2 separate regions of the Homo sapiens genome follow, and region 1 is linked to region 2. A link is an interaction called in ENCODE POLR2A ChIA-PET data of the cell type or tissue named here. Cell type or tissue: HCT116. All regions are shown on one strand. Links, peaks and the distances in the headings refer to the core of each region. The heading gives the core; the rest is flanking DNA. Region 1 has its middle 56 kb from the start of GADD45A. Region 2 overlaps GNG12 (G protein subunit gamma 12).

Region 1 (4,398 bases), core at 146-4,145, 72 kb after region 2:
CTTTCTTTCTTTCTTTCTTTCTTTCTTTTCTTTCTTTCTTTCTTTCTTTCTTTCTCTTTCTTTCTTTTCTTTCTTTCTTCTTTTCTCTCTCTCTTTCTCTCTTTCTTCCTCTTTCTCATTCTTTCTTTCCCTTATTTCTTACTTTCTTCCTGCCTTTCTTTCTTTCTCCACAGGGTCTCACTCTGTCACTCAAACTGGAGTGCAGTGATGCAATCACGGCTCATTGCAACCTCAAACTCCTCAAGCAATGAGGCTCAAGCAATCTTCCTGCCTCAGCCTCCGAAGTCACTGGGATTACAGGAGTGAACCACTACAACTGATTTCTCTTTCTTTTCTTTCTATCTCATCCCACCTTCTCCTTCCCTCCCTCCATTCTTCCCTCCTCTCCTCTCCTTTCCTTCTTCATAAATGTTTATTGAGCTCTTCCTCATAGGCTAGGCATTATGCTAGGACTTACAGTGGTAATGGAATCCTTGTCCTTATGGGATTTTTAGTCAAAAATGGAAGACCAACACTAACAAATAATTACTCAAATAATTAAATTATACCAGCCACAATACTGTAAATAAGAGATCTAAGTGGGCCATATTCTACAGAACTCACTGGACACTTTCCACATCTGATTGTCTTATTGCATGTACCACATTGTGAATACCTCAAAGAGCAGGGAGTATGGCTGCTTTGCATTGTGTCTCCAGTGTCTAGTACAGAGCCTGGCATATACATAGTGTGCTCTCAATCATTATTTGTGACATAAACAAATAAGACACTTTAAAATATAACTAGTGTTAGTGCTAATATGACCTGGGAGTCATGAGGGGAAGTCAGAGGTGGCAAATCTCCTCTTTCTTCATCTCACCTTTCCCCCTTCCTACCAACAGCCAAATAGATGCCAAAGGTGTGACGTGTCATGGAATGGATGAAGGCCAAGTGTTATCCTAGATTCTCTGCCCTTAGCTCTCCCCATCAGGAAACACACCCAGGAATGCTCTTCTACAAACCCCTGGCTTTCGGAGAAATAAGGGGACAATCACTCTGCCCAGTTTGTGTCTTCTTTGGCATGGATGCATTTTCACTCCCCTCACCATGGCTGGATAACTGTCTTCCAATTCACACCCACTTTGGGATTTTTATTCTGTCCACTCAATTATGTAGGAAGCAGCAGATTATTGAAAATCATGTAAATATGATCAGAAACTAGTCAGAAAATAATCAAATATGAAAAGAAATGAGTCAAAAATGGGGAGTGTGACTTTGGTAGTAACAGAACAGAGAAAAGAGTCAATATATTTACTCCATCACATTTTCACTTCAAACAGGGAAATAATAACGTATTGAAGGATGGGAGGAAACAAATGAACAAATGAAACAAAACCCTCCAGTTATAGCAAAGGCATCATTTTAGAGCTGAGTGGTGAAGGATCAGAGTACCAGCATCCGTCTTCCTTGTTACCAGGCCCTCAGGAAGGTGTGCAGAAGCCACAGGGGGTGAGGAGGCCACAAGAGAAGCTTGGACATCATGCAAAGAGATGGCAGGCCTTAAGCTGTCCTTGGATTTGACTTGGCTCTGATAATAATTTGTCCAACTTGGCAGTGATATGACAATAAATTCCATGGATGTGAACAGCACAATGCATGCCAAGAAAAGTTGTTTTTTGGCAGAATTACCCTCATTGTTACTGTGTGCTGGGCAAAAAAAAAAAAAAAGTGCAAGAGATTCAGCATCTCTAACTTTCTTGCTCAGGACACAGTCATTTCTTTTCTCCCCAATACACAGGGGAAGGAGGCTGGTGAGGTTACCTTCAACACACTGTGTGCATCCCAATGAGCATGTCAGAGCTAAAAACTGATGGATGCTCAGCCCACTTTAGGACAGGCAATAGCTCAGTGTGCTAGCTCATAAACTGAGAACTTTATCTTATCAAGGATATTAGTGACCTCCCAGTCAAAAGCCCTGAACTAGTTCAACTCCACTGCTTGCAGGGTGAGACTGAAGTCAAGACACAGGAAATGACTTACTGAGAAAACATTACTAAGTTAGCAGCAGAGCCATGAACTGCTTACCGGGTACCTTCTTTATTGCCATTGCCTTGCTGGTAAGTGCTCAATAAATGTTAGCCATCATGATCATCATCAATATCATTATTACTTTTATGTGCTCATCACACACCCTGTGGCAATTAGATGGCATTTTCCCACTTTGTGAATACAGAAACCAGGAAATTTACCCAGGGTCCCACAGCTAGCAAGTGTCACAGCAGGCCTGGAACACAGGTGTGCTGACTCTACCTCCAGTAGTTTTTCCAGCCCTCATCCTGACTGTCCTGTGATCTGTGTATTGTGAAGCTATGAGTCCAGAAAGACCCTGTAGATGCAAAAGTCTAGAGAATAGCTCTTCCAACACTGTCTTCATAGAAGCTATGCTGTTGGGATGCTCCACAGCAGACAACATAAAAGTTCTCTTCAAAATGAGCATTTTCTTCCTCTCTGTTGAGTGCACAATGGGAACGGTGCTGGAAAGCATAAGCAGTTCAGCCATGATGCTGAAGAGGTGGGCAAAGGGCAGGTTCCAGGAGGCCCCATGTCATAACAAGGTGCTTGGGTTTTATCCTACCAGCAGAACCTTTGATGGGGCTTAAGTAAAGGACACCGTGGCAAAAATTTGCGCTTGAGATATTTCACGCTGGCGGTTGGGTGTAGGATGGATTTGAGAGGATTGGAGGAGAGGCAGAGAGAACTGAGAGGAGGCCGCAGCTTAGGTGAGGTGGTCTGAGGAAAGGAGTAGAGGGGCAGATTCAGGATTGACTTGAAATCAAGATGAAAAAGAGGGAAAAGGTGAGTCTCCAGTTTTTAGCTTTGATGACTGATTGGGGTAAGAGTAGAAGAAGAAGAGTTGGATTGAGGGCAAGATGAAGAGTCCTGCTTTAGACATATTGAGATAGAGGGGCCTAAAGGATATTTTATCCTTGATTCCCTCAAAGGAAGGCCTGGGACAAAGGTTTTTGCATGGGTCATTTATCTGGGAAGTGATCCCAAGAACAGGAGAGAGGGATCAGGGAGGGTGGGATAAAGGAAAATGGAAAAATGGAAAGCCAGTAATGGATGTGTATCATATTGGTCACTGCCACAGGACAGTGATGCTGGACCCCTGGGGCCTCCAAGAAGCATTTACGCTGCATTTCAGGACTGTCCACCTGAGAGAGATAAGAGGGAGAAGCGGTTATCCACTGATTCTTGTACTTCAGTAATCCTGATTCCACATGAAGTGTTATCCCAACCCCCACCCCCAATCTGGGTTGCACACGCCCAAGTGTTAGGCATTTCCACAGGCAACCAGAATGACTAGGCATCCAGGGGCATCAGAGAAGCCCCAAGGCACGAAGCGTGGTCTAAGCCAATTGTTGAAAAAAGTTACTGTCTGTGTAAATTGAGTCATAGCCAGGGTAGAACCGCTTGCCAGAGCCACTAATGGACTCAGAAATGAGGCCAAGAGGATATGAGAGGGTGCATAAGAGACACCCAAGTCATGGGACCTCCAGGTGGGTCTGTCCAGGTGGCACATATGTAAATCATCTAAAGTTCTGGAGAGAGACTGGGGCTGGAGACAAAGATTTGGCAATCATCAGTATCCAGGAGGTTGTTGAAACCATGAGGAAAGTGTGTCAAGTGCCCAGAGCAGTGAGCTGAGGAGGAATCCTGGAGGACCCTGAAGGACTGAGCAGAGGAAAAAAAGCCCACGGAGGCACAGGAATGGCCAAGGAGATGTAAGCAGAACCTGGAAAGGATGGTGCCATGGGAGCCAAAGTAGTAGCAGGTGACAAGGAGATTAGCTGAAGGTCTCCAGTGCATCACACCATAAAAAAAATCCCACTGCGTTTGGCAATCAGGAGGTCTTGGGTGCCATCACCGAGAGGAAGCTCAGTACAACTGTGGTGTTAGAGGTCAGAAAATATTGGCCTGAGGTATGAATGGGAGGTAGAAATCTGAAAAGAATAGTGCACCCTGCTTAGTCACAAGGACTGCCCTTGAACAGGATGAGGGCAGTGAAGGCATGAGCACAGGGACAGAGAGAGGGCAGATTTTAGGTCAGAGAGTGAGGCACTGAAGGGGATCAGGCAAAACAGCCTTAGTTTTCTTGGTGAAGCAATATTCTGTGCTGAAACTGTAGTAGTACGTGAACTAGAACTGGCCATCCTCCTTCTCCTGCTGAGAGCTTTCAACCTGAGGACCGCAGGAGAGAGTTGGGCTAGTACTCAGTTATTTCTATCAGTCATTCAGTCAGACAGTCCATATTTACTGAATAGTAACAATGTACAAGGCCTTATGAAACTGGGGACAATACAAGATGACTGCGATTTATTCCCTACTTATAAGGAGCTTTCAAGCATAGGTCCTGGG
Region 2 (4,398 bases), core at 284-4,283:
TTAATGAGACATTCTTTTTTTTATAAGTCTATTTTTCTACTCAGTTTCAGAACACTAATCTGATTTTCACTCTGATTTTTAACGTTTCTTTAAATATTTATAATGTAGCTTCTTTCAAAATATTTTCATGAAAAATTACTTTTATTATACCATTATGTGCATGTTATTGGTAGCAGGCATAGTTTATTATTTAGTACTGAAACATGCTCTTTTACCTAACAGTAAACAAGTATGTTTTGATATATATCTGTTAATATGCTTATAGTGGTAAGAAATGGACTTGAGGTCCCAGGAGATTTCATTTTATTCACCCTGGTCAGATACAATAAAGGCTATGAGTATAAATACATAACTTCCTAACCAGGTGTAGGGCATGTTCATGAATATCAAATCTTTTGATGCTGGACCCAAGAGAGGAAAAGTTGTAGCTAAATGTTGATTTACTTATAACTAGACGTCTATGTGAGAAAATATATGTATACATATATATGATATGCAGAAGTCACTTTTTTTATCAGGCTTTATTCTCCTTACAAAGCCACAGTTTAACTGTCTGCAACAGTTGGTTTATGTTAATGATAGACAAATACCCAGTGTTTGTTACTTTTTCCAACTACCACTGTAATGATAATCTTTCTCACGTATATACATGCAACTTCTTGGCTTCATTTCCATGAAGCTGTTTCAATATATTCAGTATACTTTGTCCTTAATGCTGCTTCTGTTAACAGTGATCTCTTTCTTTTTTTCATTCTTATATCTTCATTAGTTCATCATAAATCTGTCCAGTTGAGGCCTCAGGACCACGGCATGATTTCATGACTCCGAAGTATTTTACAGAAACATTTTTTAAATAAGGGAAATATTTTATATACCAGATGGTTCACAAGTGATGGCTCATAGCTAGTTTTTTTTTTTCTTCTAAAAAATGTCAGGTTTTTAAAATCATTTACCTTATTAAAATGAAAAGTGCCATACTTAACTTTTAAAGGAAAGACCTGACTTGCTTTTTCTCTATTTAGACTGTTTTTGTACTTTACTAATCTTTAAACTATCAGGAAAAAAACCAAAACTTTATACCAATGATTTAGTAATTTTGAGGCATAGGGTAGCTTACGTAGTGGAGGATGTGCCAAATATTCTCTTCAAATGCCACCTTCTCAATTTATAACTAAAATAGTGTTATCTGACTAATTCCTCTGAATTTTGATGTAAGATCTATATAGGCCCCCAAAATGATCGTAGTACATGCCAGTCATTTCTCAGTGAAATAAATACAATACCAGAGTACATTATGGGTTTTATTGCTTTCTTTTATGGTAGACCTGTTAATGGGGAAAAAATACATCAAATCAAATAGAATCTTATATCTGTATGTTAAAATAGAGCACTTACCTGAAGTCAGTGGCCTGGATCATAGCCCTGGATCATTTCCCAGTCTGTCCTGTGCTGTGTGACCTTGGACAAGGCGCTTCATCTCTCTGGGCCTCTATTTCTCCATTTGTAAAACAAGTGGCTGCAGTAGATGATGGCTGAGAGCCCTTCCTGTTCCCAGATGCCTTGGTCCAAAGACCCCACCCCTCTGCTGGTCCTGCCAACGTGTTGGTGCTATAAGCTGCTTCAGATATAAAATTGGTTTATCTATAATGTTTGTTCATTTAATAGCTTCTAAAAGGCCTTTTTGTTATACAGTGCTTTTTTTCTAGTTTTATGGACTTGGTTACTGTAATAATGTCTTGTTTTTAGCCATGTAACTACAAACAGATATTCTCTTGATGTCTTAGTAAATTTGCATTTGATATATCATTGATGAGATTTTGTTGTTATGTAATATTCTTTGGCTACGCATCTGTCCAGCATCTTATTAACCATAATACTGTGATCATTATTTGGAAATATGTCCTATGGAAAGAATAAAAGCATGTACTTCACAGCTAGCATGTTCACAGATTTGAAAGAAGTTTCATTAAAAGCACCATTGCTTTCTGTACTGCGTCAGTGCCTCATTGTATCATCCTACTTGTGTTTTGCTCAATAAATGAATAAAAGACCATTTCTCTTCCCCTTTCCCTTCCTTCACTCAGTTAACATTTTCTGAGCACCTCCTGAGAGCAAGCTGCTGAGAGTCAGGCTCCCATGACACCCAAATGAATAAGACTTACACCAGCCCATGTCACAGTCTGAGCAAGGAGGATGGGAATGACAGATATGTAAACTAATCATCGTAGTATCATGTGGCAAGTGCTATAACTCAGGTGAACACAGAGTGCTGTGAGAGCCCAGAGGAAAGAGGGACTAGCTCCACATCAACAAAGACCTCTAAAAAGGCTTCCAAGGGTGGTGATGTTTGGGCTGAGTGAGAGAAGAACAGTATGCGTTGGAATGAGGTCCTGGGAGGAGATGAGAGGAGGAGAAAAGAGGACTGGAAGCCAGTGTGCAGAAGACCCCCGATCCCGCCCTCCTATCCTGCTTGCCTATCCTGAAACCAACAGGGGAGCTAGAGAGGCTGCTGAGGAGTGACGTAATGACTCTGACCTGTGGAGGGCTGTTTCCCATCCTGAGACTAGCTGAGGTAGTGGAAACTGATAACAAATGGAAAGGTCATTAGATGGTGGTGACTCATATTCACTATGTGTTTGCTGAAGGTGCCCTGCCTCCTCTTCTGCCCCTTCCCCCAGGGCTGGGATTCCCACAGAGATGAGGGGAGGGCAAAATCATCAAAGAACAAGGGCGGGAGGCAGCCAACAAGCCCCAGGCTATGAACCGGACACGCTGCAGAGATGGCCCCTGCTTCTGAGAGCCAGCACTCCACACTTACAAAAGGTAGGGGCAAAAGACAGTCCCTGGGCCCTTTCTAGTAAAAGACTGAAGGATTTAGATACATCGGTTTTGAAAAAGAGGCAACAACTAACAAGCACTTTTTACTGCTTCTGACCAAATTACAAAGTTCTTGTAACTCTCAGTGGAGGAGAGTTGGGGATGATGGATGGGATTGGGTAGGGGTGAGTTTTTAAAAGATGGGGGAAGGGAAGGTAATGAAGCTGGAAGAGGCAGATGAGATGTATACTTAGCCTTAACATGGACAAGAAACCCAGGCCTGCGGGTAGTGATTGGAACTCAGTGTGGAGATGCATGTCATGGGGCTTTCCACCTCTTCTGGATATGTGCCATGATCAGTTTTTCCCTGGCACGAGGGTCAGTTACACATAAACACATGGATATTCCCTCTAAACCTTTTTATTTGGGGCTCTATAATCCTTGTTTGGGGCTAGGCGACCGTCTTTTGAGTATTTGTCCCTCATTCCCTATGCCAGGATTATAATCTGTTGGCTTAAAACTCTGACCATGGCCGGGCGCGGTGGCTCATGCCTGTAATCCCAGCACTTTGGGAGGCCAAGACGGGCGGATCACGAGGTCAGGAGATCAAGACCATCCTGGCTAACACGGTGAAACCCCATCTCTACTAAAAATACAAAAAATTAGCCAGCCTGGTGGCGGGCGCGCCTGTAGTCCCAGTTACTCGGGAGGCTGAGGCAGGAGAATGGCATGAACCCGGGAGGCGGAGCTTGCAGTGAGCCGAGATCGCGCCACTGCACTCCAGCCTGGGCGACAGAGTGAGACTCCGTCTCAAAAAAAAAAAAAAAAAAAAAAAAAACCTCTGACCATCTTTGTGGAGCCTGGTCCCACCGTCAGTTCTAGCTGTCTTTGCACAGCCTGGCATGGCTAGGGCCTTGTGCTTGTTTTCAGAGCGTGACCATATTTGCTACTGTACCCCTTTACCACTGTGAGTAGCAAATAACTTTTGCCTTCAGATGAGCCCTCTGTTACCCTAATTACTTTCTCTTTATCTGAGTCATTTAAATCCATGAAGGTCGTTTAACTTTAGGCCAGCCCTGGGCGACGTGCAGTTAGTCAAAGGAACCCTCACCTCAATTGCCCATTTTTTTCAAAAACTTTTTCTGCCCTGGAGGAAAATGCAGTCCAAGTAAATTTATGCTAATGTGCAAATGAATTAATATATTGGCCTGTGGAGGACCACTGGCACTGTCAAATACAACTCTGGAGAGAGTGATACTTAGCACAAAGAAATGGAAGTTCATAGTAAAGTTTAGGCATCACTGAGAATTAATTGTACATATGAAGCATTCCTATACCCTTTAAATCCTCCTAGACAATCTATTGAATGATGAAAGCACTTAACTGAAATGGTTGACATCCATAATGGAAGATGCCAGGTTTGTAAGTCCAAGAGATTTGCAGCTGAGACATCTATGTGCACAATGATACTTTTTATTTTTATTTATTTATTTATTTATTTATTTATTTATTTATTTATTTATTTTTGAGACCGAGTCTCCCTCTGTCGCCCAAGCTGGAATGCAGTGGTGTGATCTCGGC

Evidence for each region. Peaks named below come from ENCODE experiments on the same cell type or tissue, not always from the same donor. Only the 100,000 strongest peaks of a DNase experiment are listed, where the experiment ranks them.
Region 1: POLR2A ChIA-PET joins it to region 2 with 6 read pairs; 3 of 35 experiments call an interaction of 5 or more read pairs at or near these places.

What each region holds. Positions count from the first base shown.
Region 1 is chr1:67,627,122-67,631,519 of GRCh38, reverse strand. No RefSeq gene overlaps it. Among named protein-coding and RNA genes, the nearest start is that of GADD45A, 56 kb to the left of the region's middle. In HCT116, for the core only: no CTCF peak of the experiment used is centred there; no DNase peak of the experiment used is centred there.
Region 2 is chr1:67,699,130-67,703,527 of GRCh38, reverse strand. It overlaps GNG12 (G protein subunit gamma 12), which reads left to right. Exons shown (of 4, transcript NM_018841.6): 4 at 1-2,053. Among named protein-coding and RNA genes, the nearest start is that of GADD45A, 16 kb to the right of the region's middle. In HCT116, for the core only: a CTCF peak has its summit at 2,508; a DNase peak (open chromatin) is centred at 2,627; H3K4me3 peaks cover 2,190 bases; H3K27ac peaks cover 2,426 bases.